Linked DNA regions of Homo sapiens: region 2 is linked to region 1. Evidence: chromatin contacts called from ENCODE POLR2A ChIA-PET data. All regions are on one chromosome and are shown on one strand. The core of a region is the stretch at or near the end of the contact, and the rest is flanking DNA. Distances in the headings are between cores, read along the strand shown.

Region 1 (4,612 bases), core at 2,020-4,519:
ACCCTAAGACTCTCCTTCCTCTTGTATAACACGAGCAGCAGCATATTATAAACACTCCAGGCATGTTGTTTTTTCCACTTAGCCATATATCTTGGAAATCATTCCATATCAGTTATATAGTAAACTTACTAATTCTTTTTTCCATGAATGAATAGGACGCTATTTGACTCTCTGGAAGTACCATAAGACACTTAACAAGTCCCCCTTTGATAAGCATGTAAGTTGTTCTTTCACAGTTCGAACAGTGCTATAATGTACATATATCTTTGTGCCCATATGCAAGTTTAACAACAAGTTCAATTCCTAAAAATGGAATCACTAGGTCAGATGGCATGGGCGTTTATAATTTTGACAAGTGTTTCCAAAAATGCCCTCCAAAGTTGTACCAATTTACTCTCCCAGCAGCAATATATGAAAGTACCTGTTTTTCTACAACCTCATCAACGGTTTATCTCTTTGATGTTTGCTAGTTGAAAGATTTGTACTTAATAAGAAATTAGTCCTTTGTGTAGGAGTTAAACCCTTGAGTGACAGAGAGAAGGAAGTGCTGGCTGTTTACCAGGCCAGCACTTTCTGAAGTCTAGAGTCTAATGGGGTTATAAATATCTCTTGGATCTACAAGTAAGAGTCTTTATTCACGACAATTCTGGATTTCCAGCTACCACATGTGTGTCTGTTCTTAATTGGAAGAAAGTGGCCCCGAGGAAGGAGTAGTGACTTTGGAACCAAAGAGACCTGGGCTTCAAGCTCTGCTCTGCCATTAACTAGCTTTATGATCTTGGCAAATCGTTTACCCTACCCCCAAACTCAGTTTCATCACACGAAAAATGGGGAAATAATAGTAATTTTGCAAAACCTTGTGTCTGGCACATAGCAGGTACTTAATAAATGTTAGCAACTTTCATTAATGTTAATAATCACCAGGCCAGATTCTAAACCCCAGGGCACTTTTCACAATGGACAGACCCTGGAATGGCCCTACCAGAGTCAAATGACTTTTTTGTTAAGTGGCCACCCAGAAGATTCCCAACTTCTCCTCTCATCCACCTCAGCCTTGTAAAGTTTGCAGATCAGGAAAATCCCAGCGTGGGCCTCTGGGTGAGGACTGGACTGTGCTGGGGCCAGGCTCCCCTGTTACCAGCTGATGTTTGCACTCAGGCTGAAGCACTCCCTGAACTAAGCCGGGGTCATTTCCAGTTACAGACGGCAAGCTAGAGAAAAAACAGAGATTCTTGGGCCAAACAGGGGGACCTGCTCTCATCTGCACGAGCCCATCTCACCTTGCCTTTCCAGAACAGTATGCCTGATGAGGTCACTGAATGCAGATCTCTAGCCCTGGCAGGGCCGCTGCCGATCTGCCTGATGCCCCAGCAGGACCCTCCGAGAGCCACACATTACTTCCCCTCTGGACGCCAGCATGACCCTGTCTGTACCTGCTGGTTTAGATTCTCTTAGGCATGGGAACTGAAACCTCCCTAGAGAAGGCTAAGAAAATCTGTTTTCAGAGCATGTACCTTTACTGTTCCTTCCCCGGGGTCCACCTCTTTCAGGGTCTGAACGTCTGTTACATGCAAGTATTTCATTAGGGCAGAAGGAAAGCTGCCTTTCCCCTCAGGACACAGACTCCAGCGAATCTTAGGCAAAGCGAACATGCGGGATTGAAGCCCGCAGTTATTGTTTGTCTCCCACACGACATAAAACATGTGTCTGGCTCAGCTGCTAGAGGACCAAGCAGGACACAGACGCAACTGCGCAGACGTCGGTCCTGCCAGCCACGCTGCGGCCCCCTCGGAATCTCAGGATGGGGCCCCCTGGGCGCCCTGGGGGAGGGCCCAGGTGGGCGAAATGACAGGAGAAAGTGCCTGCGGGCCTCCGCCTGCAGGTTGGATGACTGCGTCCCCGTCACGTCAAACTTGCCAGGACTAGCAAACTTCCAGGGCCCCACAGTTCCACTCAGAGGAAAGGAACCCCCAGTGTGACAGGAAAACACGGCTGGTGTGTGTCGGCCAAAGGGCGCTGACCGAGGGAACAGATCTGCACCCCTGACTTCCCTCGCGGCCTTCGGAGCCGCAGAGAACCAGGATGCCACCCACCCAGGGCCCCGGCGCGCGGCTCTCGGCCTCTACCCGCCCCACCCAGGCCAGGCCGGGTGGCGGGGTCCCAGCAGCCCAATGCGGGCCTCGTCCCCACACTGCCTTCTGCTTGCCCGCTCTGCTCTCTGCTTGGCCAGGCCCCCCTCTGGGCCGCGGGGCGGAGGCTTCCGTGTGGCCGGCGCCTTGAGCGCGCAGGGCCCTCTGGAATCGGAGTGCGGTCGCCCGCTCTGGGGCCTCGGGAGCAAGGACACCGCGGCCCCACGGGCACGTCCGGCTTCTCCGTCCTACCCCCGCTGTCCTGGCCCCAGACTCGCTGGCCGAGACGCCGGCTCCCACAGGCCCTGCCGCCTGCATGCCCACGCCGCGCCGCGAAGGCACTTCGCCCTCTTTATTTTGTAAAACTTCGGAAAAATCACCAGCAAACCGAGCCCCGGTCTCAAGGCTGCCCACAGTTGCCGGCACGAATCCGGACTCACTGACCGACGGCGGCGCATTGGCCCAGCAGACCCCGCCGGTCGGCCCCCACCCTACCCGGGTCCCCTGCCCCGGCCTCATGCTCCCCGGGTGGCGGCGGGCGCGAGGCGCAGCAGCAGCAGCGGCGTCCGCGTGAGGTCCGGCCCGGCTGAAAGCGCAGAGAAGCGGGTCGCTGCAGACACGCTGAGTAGAGCGCCTTCGGCACGGCCCGGGGGCAGGGACCCGGCAAGTCCGGCCCCGAGGCGCGAGCACCGCCACCCGCGGTCTGGCCACGAGGCCGGAGATGCCCCCGAGTCGCCGCGCCCCTCGGAGCGAGAGGCCCCTGGCGCGGAGAGGGAGAGCCAGGGCGCAGACCCAGACCCAGTGGGGAACTGCTACGCTGAAGGCGGCGCGGTGGGCAGAGGGAGGCAGCCGGGGCGCGCTTACCCGGGTGTTGAGGCGCCCTCGAAAGTACGCGGTGGCCAGACACATCCCCGCGCGGAGCCCGAGCCCGGCGGCTCCTCAGCCCGCCCGCGCCCCGCCCCGCCCCTCCGCTCGCTCCCCTGCACGATGAGGCCCCGACCCGTTACCGCGGCTGAGCAGCTCCGCTCGGGCAGCGACTCCCGCGTTCGGCTCCCACGGGGTCGCAGCGCGTCCTTCCGGGCGCCAGCGGCTGGGGCGGCACACGTGAGGCTCCGCGGCCTCCCCGGCGCTCCGAGGACTGCCCTGCTCCGGGCGTGGAGCCTCATCGCCCCTCCAGGTGGCCAGGGCTGGGGGCAGGTACCGCGCGACCTGATTGGCGCTGGCCGGAGTCCGGGGAGAATCCCCCGCCAGAGAGGCTGATGCACGCGGGCCAAGTGAAGCCACGCAGTCAAACAGCGCAACGGGCGCCTTCCAAACACCCCTGCTTAGCTCCGCTGCCTTTTTGCCTAAGAAATGTAAACGCGGGAGGCGGGCGCCCTGGGAACGCCTCAGTACAGGGGACTTTGCGCCCTACAGATCGGGTCCAGGACGGAAAATTCGGAGAGCATGAGAATCTTAGGGACCAGGGTGTGTCGCTATCCACTGGAAAGAGACTGCCTCGAGAGCCTCCCGAAGGGCTCCTCTGTGTTCCTATTTCCGGCCCGCACTGTGCCCTGGAAATCCAGGGACACCTGGATGTCCCCGCCGCTGAGGGGTACCCGGGCCTCGTGGCAGGGCGGGATCAGATCAGTCAGGGTGTGATTAGAGCTGTGACGGTGAAGTCTGGCAGGAAGAGGCAGGAAGGGAGAGAAGCAATGCCTCGACACGAGGAGAAACCTGAATGGTGCGCTAGATTTCTTGTCTGAAATCACCTTCTTTTAATGTCTTAAAACTCTAGGAGTTGCTTATGTGCTGTAGCCCAGCCAATAAGTTCTGACATCAGTAATTCAGAGGGTCTGCTGAGAGAACATGACGGCCTGAGAGGGGATAAGCTGTCACTTCTCCGCACTTCCGAAGCATCTCTATATGGAACGTTTACCTGTTCCGGTCTGATCATCTTTCTCTTGATCCTGCTTTCCGATCTTGATTGGACTGAAGACAGCGAGGACAGAGGGGTGGGGTCAACCCGGTTAATGCTCGAGGAGGGAGCGTTCCCACTACATCAACAGTTTTCCTCTCTTCTTAGGCAGGTTAGTTCTGGGGATTCAAGGCAAAGGTGATCAGGGAATCCATTTGAAAAACAAAAACAGAAAACTCCAAAACATTTAAAAACTGTGGACCCTCAGCCTAGGTCCAACTTCTAAAGAAGGGGAGTAAGAAATTTAGCACCTGGAGCAACCTTATTATTCCTAATACACTGTTAAAAAACAAAAATCCCAAGGCAAGCCACCACCTCATCATTCCAGCAAGTCTACTGTTGTTGCAGCACACTCCACTTTTTACTCTAACTCTACTCACAGGTTTTACATTTTGAGCTCAGATTTTCATGTGCCGTCTTTTCTCAGCACAGTTAAGGCTCGTGCCTACATTCTTCCTCATCTCAAAGGCAAAACAATGAAATATGAAGAGGACGTGTGATTTTGTTATAAACTGTAACACAGAAA
Region 2 (4,831 bases), core at 204-2,703, 93 kb before region 1:
ATGCCTGTAAGTCCCAGCTACTCAGAAGGCTGAGGTGGGAGGATCACCTGACCCTGGGGAGGTGGAGGCTGCAGTGAGCCATGATTGCACCACTGCACTCCAGCCTGGGTGACCGAGTGAGACCCTGTCTTAAAAAAAAGGCCAGGCGCAGTGGCTCATGCCTGTAATCCCAGCACTTTGGGAGGCTGATGTGGGCTGAGCATGAGGTCAGGAGTTCAAGACCAGCCTGGCCAACATGGTGAAACCCCTGCCTCTACTGAAAATACAAAAAGCCAGCCGTGGTGGTGGGTGCCTGTAATCCCAGCTACTCTGGAGGCTGAGGCAGGAGAATTGCTTCAACCCAGGAGATGGAGGTTGCAGTGAGCCGAGATGGCGCCACTGAACCCCAGCCTGGGCAACAAAGCAAGACTCCGTCTCAGGAAAAAAAAAAAGACACTTTGTCTTTTTGACCTATATCTGACACTTTCTAGGATCACTAATTCTTAAGTATACAAATCAATGTTTAAGATAAACCATTAATTCAGTAACATCTTTTATTATCATACTGAGAGGTGACAGCGTGCTGGCAGCCCTCGCAGCCCTCGCTCGCTCTCGGCGCCTCGTCTGCCTGGGCTCCCACTTTGGTGGCACTTGAGGAGCCCTTCAGCCCACCACTGCACTGTGGGAGCCCCTTTCTGGGCTGGCGGAGGCCAGAGCTGGCTCCCTCAGCTTGCAGGGAGGTGTGGAGGGAGAGGCGCGAGCGGGAACTGGGGCTGTGCGCGACAGTTGCTGGCCAGCTGGAGTTCCGGGTGGGCGTGGGCTTGGCGGGCCCCGCACTCGGAGCAGCCGGGCGGCCCTGCCGGCCCCAGGCAATGAGGGGCTTAGCACCCGGGCCAGCGGCTGCGGACGGTGTACTGGGTCCCCCAGCAGTGCCGGCCCACTGGCGCTGCACTCGATTTCTTGCCAGGCCTTAGCTCCCTCCCCGTGGGGCAGGGCTTGGGACCTTCAGCCTGCCATGCCTGAGCCTCCCCCACTCCGTGGGCTCCTGTGCTGCCTGAGCCTCCCCCACTCCGTGGGCTCCTGTGCTGCCTGAGCCTCCCCAACGAGTGCTGCCCTCTGCTCCACGGCGCCCAGTCCCATCAACCACGCAAGGGCTGAGGAGTGCGGGCGCACGGCGTGGGACTGGCAGGCGGCTCCACCTGCGGCCCCGGTGGGGGCTCTACTGGGTGAAGCCAGTTGGGCTCCTGACTCTGGTGGGGGACTTGGAGAACCTTTATGTCAAGCTAGGGGATTGTAAATACACCAATCAGCACTCTGTATCTAGCTCAAGGTTTGTAAACACACCAATCGGCACCCTGTGTCTAGCTCAGGGTTTGTGAATGCACCAATCCACACTCTGTATCTAGCTACTCCAGTGGGGACGTGGAGAACCTTTTTGTCTAGCTCAGGGATTGTAAATGCACCAATCAGCCCCCTGTCAAAACAGACCGCTGGGCTCTCTGTAAAATGGACCAATCAGCAGGATGTAGGTGGGGCCAGATAAGAGAAAAGCAGGCTTCCCGAGCCACCAGTGGCAACCCGTTCGGGTCCCCTTCCACACTGTGGAAGCTTTGTTCTTTCGCTCTTTGCAATAAATCTTGCTGCTGCTCACTCTTTAGGTCCACACTGCCTTTATGAGCTGTAACACTCACTGCAAAGGTCTGCAGCTTCACTCCTGAAGCCAGCAAGACCATGAACCCACGGGGAGGAAGGAACAACTCCAGACGCGCTGCCTTAAGAGCTGTAACACTCACTGCGAAGGTCTGCAGCTTCACTCCTAAGCCAGCGAGACCACGAACCCACCAGAAGGAAGAAACTCCGAACACATGCGAACATCAGAAGGAACAAACTCCGGACGCGCTGCCTTTAAGAACTGTAACGCTCACCGCGAGGGTCCGCGTCTTCATTCTTGAAGTCGGTGAGACCGAGAACCCTCCAATTGCAGACACAATATTACATGAGATGCCGTTTGAAGCTTTCACCTGGAGTTGGCACATCTCTGAAACTCCAAACACATAACAATAATAGGTAAAATATTTCAAGGAAAATTTTAGAAGACAGAGCTAGGCTCAAAAACAAGATGCATCTTTGAGGATCAGAAACAGAATAAAAACTCCCAAGTGGTGAGCAGGGCTGAAGTCGCAGGCCTACTGGACCCTGCATTTGAAGTCAGACAGGCTGCTGGCGGCTTGGAGCTACGAGTTCTCCACGTGAGGCTCACCAGGTTATGTATACAAATTGCTTGTTAGAAGCCCTGCAATATTGGTATTGTTATCTGCAAATATTCAGTGATTAGTTTTCACACAGCCTTTAAAAAAACATCTTGTTTGAATGTCTTATATAAAGTATGCTACAAGTCAGTTTCATAATTTTTTTTTTAGAGATGAGCTCTATGTTGCTCAGGCTGGACTCAAATTCGTGGGCTCAAGTGATCCTCCTGCCTCAGCCTCCTGAATAGCTGGAACTACAGGAGCACAGCCCTGAGCCTAATTTTTTTTTTTTTTTTTTTTTTTTTTTTTGAGACAGAGTCTCGCTCTGTTGCCCAACTAGAGTGCAGTGGCACCATCTCAGCTCACTGCAACTTCCGCCTCCCAGGTTCAAGCGATTCTGCCACCTCAGCCTCCCGAGTAGCTGGGACTACAGACGCATGCCACCATGCCTGGCTAATTTTTTGTATTTTTAGTAGAGACGGGGTTTCACTGTGTTAGCCAGGATGATCTCGATCTCCTGACCTTGTGATCTGCCCGTCTCAGCCTCCCAAAGTACTGGGATTACAGGCCTGGGGCTCTGCATCTGGACAAAGTTGACATTTTTAATACATCTTTACAAAATGTGAAGAATTCCTAATAGGACTTTTTTTTTTTTTTTAAGACTCATAGCCTAAACAAAGTTAAATACAGTTTTTAAAGACTATTCTGTTAAAAGTACCCTAAATAATCATATGAAGATGATAATTATGTCTAATTTTTTGTCTGCTTTGTATTATTTACATTTTAATATGTGGTGTTTGTTTGAAAAATAATCTAATATTTTTCTAAATATATCTCAATGTTAATGACTGCCAATTTATTTCCTTATTTTCAGGTTCATAATAATTTTTGTACATAAACTTTCTTGATCATAAATTATTGCAGCATTTTATTCTTGCAGTAATAACTGTTTATTAAATTGAATGGTAGATTTTTAATGCACACAAGGTGATTTCCACTTCAAGTTACATTATAGACTGCATTTATATATTTGAAAGTGAATATTCAAATTTAACAAATCAATGACATGCTTCATTTGAATTGCTATAACTGTTCAAACATAGTTGATTGAGAATCCATCTTTTCCTCACTGATTTGAAATGCCACTTTGTCACATACTGGATTCTCATATGTATTTGTGCTTATTTTCTGAATGTTCTATGCTGATCCATTGACCTGGCTGATTAGGCATAAGTACCACACAGTTTTAATTATTGTGGCTTTAATATCTGGTGGTGGCTCATTTTTTTTTTCTGAATTTTTCTAGCATTATTACTTATTCTTTCAAATGAACTTTAAAATCACCTTGTCTAAAAAGTAAATATTTTTCATAGGATTGCATTAATTTTTCTAGTGATCTGGTGGGAAATTGGCATCTTCATGACATTAAGTCTGCATATCCAAGAAGCAAGCAAACTCTGTTCTGGGTAGCTTTGTTTTTATGATTTTACTATGGCTGGAAGCAGCTAGAAAGTGTTGTGTCTCAAATCTAAAAACCCACATCTGGTGAAGTTCTAAGTTTGTTTAAAATACCAATTCTTTTTCATAGTCAAATATGAAAGATGAGAATGGATTATCTCTGCTTCCCCTATTCCCTCCAGCACTGTGAGATTTCCTTCCATTTTCTGGAAACAAGGAATCTTTATTCATCTTTGGAACGACTCAATTCACTGAGGACCCTCGCGGAGATAAACAGTGCCTGAGTTGCTTCCTAACTGCCATGGTTTTCTGTGAAAGGAAACCCCTCTCTACTGGATTATCTTACAAATGATGTTGAATAATAGAAGATCTGTGAAAATATTTATTCCTAGAATGAGAATATAAACACCCTCATACCAAAGCCACTGGTGGTCCTTAGTTCTTCTCCAAGTATTCCTAATTCTGTAATCCTTTTGTCTCCCGACTTTTTTGCTTTCTGTAATCTTGGGTATGAGGCTACACATTCAATTTGCAAATATTTACCGAATACCCACATGTGCCAACAACTGAGTTGAACATCAGCTATCCTAATGACATACGGAGAAAAAAGCCCCTCGTATGGTTTGGGTGAATATTTCCTTCCACCCCAAGGTTTGTAACCTTTGAATAGGATCCTCCCTCTTTTATCTATGGGAAATAGGACTAAGAATATATAGTTTGGGAGGATGTCCTTTTTTGCTGACAATAGGGTATCCATAAGCAATATGCTGTTCAAAGTCTCCAAGTGGATCAACATTTTGAGACTTTGTAGCAGCATGCTTCGAAGAGGATACAGGAGGAGAAACCAGCCCTGCATTAGAAATAATTAATCCACTAGGCCCTATGGGTCATTATCTGCTACTCATTGCAGCAGATAATGATATTCCCAGCTGTGATTTGGGCTGGTTGTCCCCTGACAAATTTTCATGCACAGAACCCAGGTCAAAACCCAGGTAGAAAGAAAATGCAAACATGCCTCTCATCTGAGGGGGTGACCCTTTCAGGCCCAATGGGGATGCAGCAGCTGTTTTGCAGAAGGGTCTTGAAGAGATGAAGAGCTGTAGTCTGATGGGGAGTAAAAACTGGGTGAAGACCATGAGCAGGGT

Evidence for each region. ChIA-PET counts read pairs that join two places held with the same protein, here RNA polymerase II (POLR2A).
Region 2: POLR2A ChIA-PET joins it to region 1 with 35 read pairs in PC-9. The contact joins the promoter of LINC02818 here to the promoter of FAM163A in region 1. POLR2A ChIA-PET finds 5 or more read pairs at or near these places in 2 of 52 experiments (PC-9 and activated CD4-positive, alpha-beta T cell).

The regions. Positions count from the first base shown.
Region 1 is chr1:179,741,948-179,746,559 of GRCh38, reverse strand. FAM163A (family with sequence similarity 163 member A) reads right to left here and starts at 3,269. Exons shown (of 5, transcript NM_173509.3): 1 at 3,137-3,269. It overlaps LOC128071543 (a long non-coding RNA gene), which reads right to left. Exons shown (of 2, transcript NR_138090.2): 2 at 3,863-4,205. RefSeq lists an enhancer at 1,280-1,972.
Region 2 is chr1:179,833,210-179,838,040 of GRCh38, reverse strand. LINC02818 (long intergenic non-protein coding RNA 2818) reads left to right here and starts at 1,453. Exons shown (of 3, transcript XR_001738312.3): 1 at 1,453-2,242.